Regions from separate parts of the Homo sapiens genome. Here region 1 is linked to region 2. The links are chromatin contacts, found by Hi-C or POLR2A ChIA-PET in ENCODE. All regions are on one chromosome and are shown on one strand. The core of a region is the stretch at or near the end of the contact, and the rest is flanking DNA. Distances in the headings are between cores, read along the strand shown.

What was found. Hi-C counts contacts between places; a loop is a spot of excess contacts on that map. ChIA-PET counts read pairs that join two places held with the same protein, here RNA polymerase II (POLR2A). Pooled maps may share reads with other maps.
Region 1: a map of naive thymus-derived CD4-positive, alpha-beta T cell shows a loop between it and region 2 (21-fold over the local background). The contact joins two enhancer-like sites. A Hi-C loop is called at or near these places in 1 of 168 maps with a recorded cell type or tissue (naive thymus-derived CD4-positive, alpha-beta T cell) and 6 of 50 pooled maps. POLR2A ChIA-PET finds 5 or more read pairs at or near these places in 1 of 52 experiments (WTC11).

The regions. Positions count from the first base shown.
Region 1 is chr5:74,933,757-74,937,108 of GRCh38, forward strand. No RefSeq gene overlaps it. Among named protein-coding and RNA genes, the nearest start is that of FAM169A, 69 kb to the left of the region's middle. Within about 2 kb of position 1,300, at least 5 of the 41 ENCODE cell types and tissues checked have a DNase peak (open chromatin) inside an H3K27ac peak, as active enhancers do.
Region 2 is chr5:74,575,136-74,578,525 of GRCh38, forward strand. No RefSeq gene overlaps it. Among named protein-coding and RNA genes, the nearest start is that of LINC01331, 40 kb to the left of the region's middle. RefSeq lists enhancers at 1,780-1,999, 2,210-2,379. Within about 2 kb of position 1,881, at least 13 of the 41 ENCODE cell types and tissues checked have a DNase peak (open chromatin) inside an H3K27ac peak, as active enhancers do.

The sequences.
Region 1 (3,352 bases), core at 50-2,549, 360 kb after region 2:
CCTAAGAGGTAGATATTATTTTCATTTTACAGGTGAGGACAATAAGGCCCAGAGAGATTAAGAAACATGCTGCAGGTCACACAGAGATTGGAACGCCTTTCTGTCTGACTCCAAAGCTGGTGCTCTTTTCATTCTGTCACATCTCAACTTTTCAGGGTGGAGAGGGCAGTTAAAGAAGAGGGTGTTCTTGCTTTTTGAGGCTCCTTGACTTCTCCTAGGAGGGTTTTCCAGATAACCCAGAAACTCAGGGGACATTAAGGCAGAGGATTCAATTCAGAGACCATCTTACCCTTCCAACAGTCCCATCTCTTGCCCCACTTGCTTCCCAGCCGTGAAACTGTTATCACATCTAACTCGGAACTGTGCTAAGAGGCCATCTGTTCAGCCAGGAGGTGCCATTATCTTTTATGGTCCTTTAAAATGGCCGTTGCCTGAGTAATTGAAACTGCATTTGACAATGGAAGATGAGATTCTGTGTCTCTGAGGGACCATATCTACATTGCTATTTTGTCTTCCCATGGCAAAAGGAACTTGAAAGAACTCGAATGTTGAGAGGGAAGAACAGCAATTACCTTAATAGGTGTGGTAGTCAGAATGATGGCTTTCCACAGCTATCCATGTCTTTTTCCCTGGGACCTGGGAATGTGGTTCCTTACATGGCAAAAGGGACTTTGCAGATGTGATTAAATTAAGAGATTTGCATTGGAGGAGATTATTTTGGATTATCTGGTGGGCCCAATATTATCACAAGGGTCCTTAGGAGGGAAGGAAGGAGGCAGGAGAGTCAGAGAAGATGTGACTACAGCCGCAGAGGATTGCTGACTGGGGGTCATAAGCCAAGGAATGCAGGAAGCCTCTAGAAGCTGGAAAAGGCAAGGAAACAGATGTCCCCTAGACCCCTAGAAGTAACACAGCCGTGCTGACACGTTTTAGTCCAGTGAGACCCAGTCAGATTTCTGACTTCTAGAACTGTATGTTAATTTGTATTGCTTTAAGGCACTACATTTGTGGTCACTTGTTACAACGGCAGCAGGAAATGAATACACTAAGATACTCTCTACTCTTCCTCACTTAATTATTTATACAACTGGCCATTAAAAATCCTGGCCAGAACCTTTGTGTCTACTAGGGACCTCGCCATCTAGTCTTTTCTCGCAAAGCAAGAGGCATCGGCATATCACGTCTGGCGTACCATGTTGTTATTGCCTCTTTTCATAATGGCCTTTTGGAGCAAAGAGCTTACACAATACTGTTTCATACTGATAAGTAAAGAAACTTTGACAGATCAATACCATTTCTGTGGAGTCAAACACTAGGGGGCTCTGCATAGCCTGTTACTTACTCTGAGATGTAATAAATACAAATCAGCAATAGTACAATTAGTAGATGGCATATGTCCATTTGTGGCTTGTGCTTCTGGAAAACAAGGCATGGCTATCACCACTAGGCAGCTCCCTGGGTTTCCTGAGTCAGCTATTACCAACGGAACTGCTTCAGTGCTACGGGAAATGAGGTGAAAAAAGTCAATGACTACCAGTCAAGCTCCAAAGGAAATGGCACAGCTAATGTAAGTTCCTCTGAAGCTGACCCGGTATCTGCTGGTTGACAGTTAATGACCCTGGTTGGGACCCCATTAGAGAGTGGGGTAAAGAGCATCTTTGTTTTCAGCTGAACACTTTAGAAACTGCCTTGTGGATTAAAGGCGTCCACTGACTAAATGCCAGCCAGCAGGATAATGATTTAACTAACCCTCCTGCTGAAGCTGGTGGAAACCCAGAGCAGTCATTTCCTGGTAGAAACTCTTACCACAAAACAAATTCAACTGATTTCTGCCTGCTCCTCTCATCCTCTGTGGAGATCAGAAAGAGCAAAACAGTTTGAGCTGGTTAAACCAAAGATGCCTTCCGGAGGGCTTCAATTTGCCAACACCGCAGGAAGCCAGGATGAGCCGGGGTCCAATAAACCCCATGCGGCTTTGGCGCAGAGTGTCAGGTCACTTCCAGATTCTTACACTCCTCTGTGCTCTGGGCTATCTCCTCTATGCACTCTCAGGGGAAAGTTCCCCTCATTAATTAAATGCTGCATTACCCCTTAATGAGTGTTATGCACTGGTCACATTACTGCTAAAGCAGAAATAAGGCATTACTGCCTTAAGCATTGGAAATCATCCCAGTAACTGGCTAACGCTAAGCTTGTCAAGATACCAGAATCTAACATCGAATTAGTCAACCAAATTACCAGAAGGAGATAAAGTGACAGTTTGGCATTTCCATTTTACTGACAGGGTTAGAAATCTATGTCCCTTACAACGTATTCCCTGAGCACCTCTGACGTGCTGGCACACTTAGAAAAAGCTAACTAATCCTATGTTAATGTGTACAGTCAGGACCCGAGACCTAAATCTAGGTAGTGTCTCAGATCATTCACTATTTGGGATTATTTGCATTTCTATTATTTTGTCGCTAGGAAGATGGCAAGATGAACTTAGACAAAATTTAATTCTTGGGTGGGCACTCTGCCAGATGTATCATTTAATCTACAGACTAACTTGGTGTCAGTTTGGGTCTTCCAATAAGCAAATGCTGAGATAGACTCACAGTTATCGGGGAATAACACTAGTGTCTCTATTTCATTTACTTCGGCTCTGATCTTTGTGATTTCTTTTCTACTGGCAAATTTGGGTTTGGTTTGTTCTTGTTTTTCTGGTTCCTTGAGATGCAACATGAAGTTGTTAATTTTTGATCTATTTTTTTTTTGATGCAGGCATTTAATGCTATAAAATTCCCTCTTAGCATTGTTTTTGCTGTACCCCAGAGGTTTTGGTATGTTGTGTTTCTGTTTTAATTCATTTCAAAAAAGTTTTAAATTTACACCTTAATTTATTCATTGACCCAGTGATCGTTCAGGAACATGTTGTTTAATTTCCATGTATTTGAATAGTTTCAAAAATTCCTCTTGTTGTTGATTTCTAGTTTTATTCTGCTGTAGTTTGAGAAGATACTTGATATGATTTTGATTTTTAAAAATTTGTTGAGACTTGTTTTGTGGTCTAAAATATGGTCTGTCTTGGAGAATGTTCCGTGTGCTGATAAGAACATATATTCTACAGTTGGTGTGCAGATTAGTCTATAACATTCTAAGTCTATTTGGTCAAAAGAACAATTAAGTCCTTTTTTTTTTGTTATTTTTCAGTCTCGATGACCTGTCTAGTGCTATGACTGTGGTATTGAAGTCCCCCACTACTGTATTGCTGTCTATCTCTTTCTATGGGTCTGCTAATATTTGTTTTATGACCCTGGGTGCTTTGGTGTTGGGTGCATATATATTTAGGATTGTTATATCCTCTTGCTGA
Region 2 (3,390 bases), core at 631-3,130:
ATCGAAGAAATAAAATGGTTAAGTATAAAGATGCTATGGCAATCATTTCTTTTGCTACCTTTCTTTGGGTTTCCGATGTGGCCACTTTTGAAAAACGTTCACAGCCAGGCACAGTGGCTCATGCCTATAATCCCAGCACTTTGGGAGGCTGAAGCAGGCAGATCATTTGAGGTCAGGAGTTCAAGACCAGCCTGGGCAACATGGTAAAACTATGCCTCTACTAAAAACACAAAAATTAGCCAGGTGTGGTGGCACATGCCTGCAATCCCAGTTACTGGGGGAGCTGAGGCAGGAGAATCACTTAAACCCTGGAGGTGGAGGTTGCAGTGAGTCGAGATCGGGCCACTGCCCTCCAGCCTGGGTGACAGAGTGAGACTCCATTTCAGAAAAAAAAAAAAAAAAAAAAAAAAAACCAGAAAAGAAAAACGTTCACAACTTTCCCAAGTTATTAGATGACTATAGTGCTTCAAAAATCACTTGTTCAGCAGGTTCCTGTGCAAACCTTGATTTTTAATTATTATAACCACCATTTATTGGGCATTAACTGTGTTCCAGCACTGTGTTAAGCTACATCTATAAAAGTAATAATAATAATTGGTCTTTTCGGTGCAGATTTAAAAGAGATAGCTCCCCATCACAAATAAGAACAACAAGCAGAGAATAGCTCAAAGGAATTAGTCATAGTCCCAGCTGGTAGATGTAATCATGCCAAAGTATGTCAGAGTCAGGAAATGCCACGAGGTTAAGACTACAAAGTATAAAGATGACTATAATTACTCACCTTTAACTGAATAGTATAATTGAATCACATAATTCATTTCCATTATCTGAGTTCCCGGCTTAGGCTCTTTGAGTACCACGAATCAGGAATGACTATGCTCCACTTCACCCTTCGCTAGTCAAAGACTGCCAGGAGGCCCGGGGTTGTGGTATTCAACGTTACAGACGTAAGGCCCTCCTGCCCACCCAGCACTCCAAATATTTCATGACATATGAAGGCTCTGACATTGCAAACCGGACTACGACAAGCCTTTGACTTCTCCGGGTTGTGAGGAGTTTTAGAAAATAACTGAGAAGCAACTTTTTTGAGGATGATGTATTAAGCAGAGTCCTGTAATAGGAAGAACACAGTATTTGGCAATAGGAAATCTGGATTTGAGTCTCCATTCACACCTAACTGGTTTTGGACTTTAGCAAGGCCACAGCCTCTCAGACTCCTGTCTGAAGTAGCTTGTCTTGCAGGTCACTCATGAGGATTACATGAGACGCTACATGTGAAGGCACTTACGGTGGGTCTTAGTGTTTACAGAAGGAAAAGGTAATCATTAACACACGTATTCCACCTTCCATGCTAAGTGTACGCTAATAACCGTGGTTTTTCTGAGCAACAGATCATATTAAATTGAAAAATTAAATTCAGCCGGGCATGGTAGCGCATGCTTGTATTCCCAGTGCTTTGAAAGGCCAAGGCGGGAGGATCACTTTAGGCCAGGAGTTGGAGACCAGCCTGGACAACACAGCAAGACCCCCATCTCTACTAAAATAAAAATATTAGCAAGGCACAGCGGCACATACCTGTAGTCCCAGCTACTTGGGAGGCTGAGGCAGGAGAATCACTTGTGCCCAGGAGTTTGAGGATGCAGTGAACTATGTTTATACCCCTGCACTCCAGCCTGGGAGGCAGAGCAAGACTGTCTCCAAAAAAAAAATAATAATAATTTCAAAATATACTTTATTGTAACAATTATTTCAGGCAAAGCAATCTTCCTGATTTTCTTTAAAAAACATTGCCCTTTACGAGAAATGGTTTAGTCATTTTGCTTCATACAATCTGCTTTTAATCTTTCTCTCATATTCCGTTGGGCCAAACAGAAACTGAAAGAAGTTAGGCAAGCAGAGGAAGGCTAGGCCAGATTCTTGCATTGTTTCAGTTCCACAGAGAGCTCTGAGAATGACACAGATTTAAGATACAGGGGGTGGGAATGAAGGAAAGCAAGGAAGGGAGGGTATTTCCAACTCTGAGAAAATATCCCTAGCCAGGAAACAAAGCCTCAGGCCTCAGATTCCAGAAAGGCACCAGCTTGGTGACAGCCCGCGCCCACTGGCAGCCCAGCCCTCACCTGCACTGCTTTTTCACAAGAGCCCAGTTGGAAAGCCCACGGGTTGGGCCATAGAACTTGGTGCATTTTGCTGCAGCTTTGTGTTTTGGAGGGCAATATCATTCGTGGCCTGGAGGGCAGTATCAACATCAGAAGAGCGTGTTTACTTAGGTGTGGCAAGGCTGGTTTCATGTATTAGATTAGGAGGCAATTTGCTTACCCTGTCAACCACTCTAGCCATCTCTTTGTTTTGGTGTTTGTGTGCCTTAATGTTTTGTGCCCATTGGTTTGTGTGGCTGAAGGGGGATAAGTTGCAGTGCAGGTGCGTAAGAGCGGTCTCTCAATAGATTATTTCAGATAATCTACAGTCATCCCTTGGTATCTGAGGAAGATTGGTTCCAGGACTCCCCACAGATACCAAAACTCACAAATGTTCAAGTCTTTGGCATAAAATGCTATAGTATTTGCATAGAACCCTTGCACATCCTCCCAGTATACTTTAAATCATCTCTAAATTACTTATGATACCCAATAAAATGTAAATACTATGTTAATCATTGTTATACTACGTTGGTTAGGGAATGATGACAAGGAAAAAAAAAACATCTGTACCTATTCAGTACAGAGGCAATTTTTTTTTTTTCAAATATTTTCCATCCATGTTGGTTGAATCGTTGGCTGCAGAACCCATGAATACAGAGGACCAACTGTACTTCAAATGAAATGATCCATTTTTAATATAAAACAAGCTTTTCAGTGGAAAGTAATAGACCATTAACTAAATCGTATGTCTGGTCCTACCAAACTTCTGCTTGCAAGACATTTAGACTACCTTCACATTTTCTGATTTCCACTTTGCTTTGATACCACGAAAATTTTCTTGCCTGGGAACATATATTATACAAGCGGAAAATCAGTCAAGAGATCATTGAATATTAATTCTCTGTCATTATGTGCCCAACACAGATGCCTTAGGAGTTAAACAGAGGCATGCATATGCTCGACTTAAGACACTGTGTCACCAACCTCCTCCCCTTCTTCATCAGAGGCAAGAGAGAGCCCACAGACAGCAAGCAACCCACCCTTGCCCAGCAGTGACAGGAGCAAGCCCCGTGCCCAGAGACTGCTAAGACCAGCCTTATCATTACAACCTTTTTGGAGAATCTTGCTGAAAGGCTGGGCGCTCTGAAGAGAAGCATGGCATCAGTAAGGGACCAGATTGCCAGTGTTTGCGTCCTGGCCTTGCTGCTTACTAGCTATTCCCCTCAGGCTAGTTTCCAATCTCTCAGCA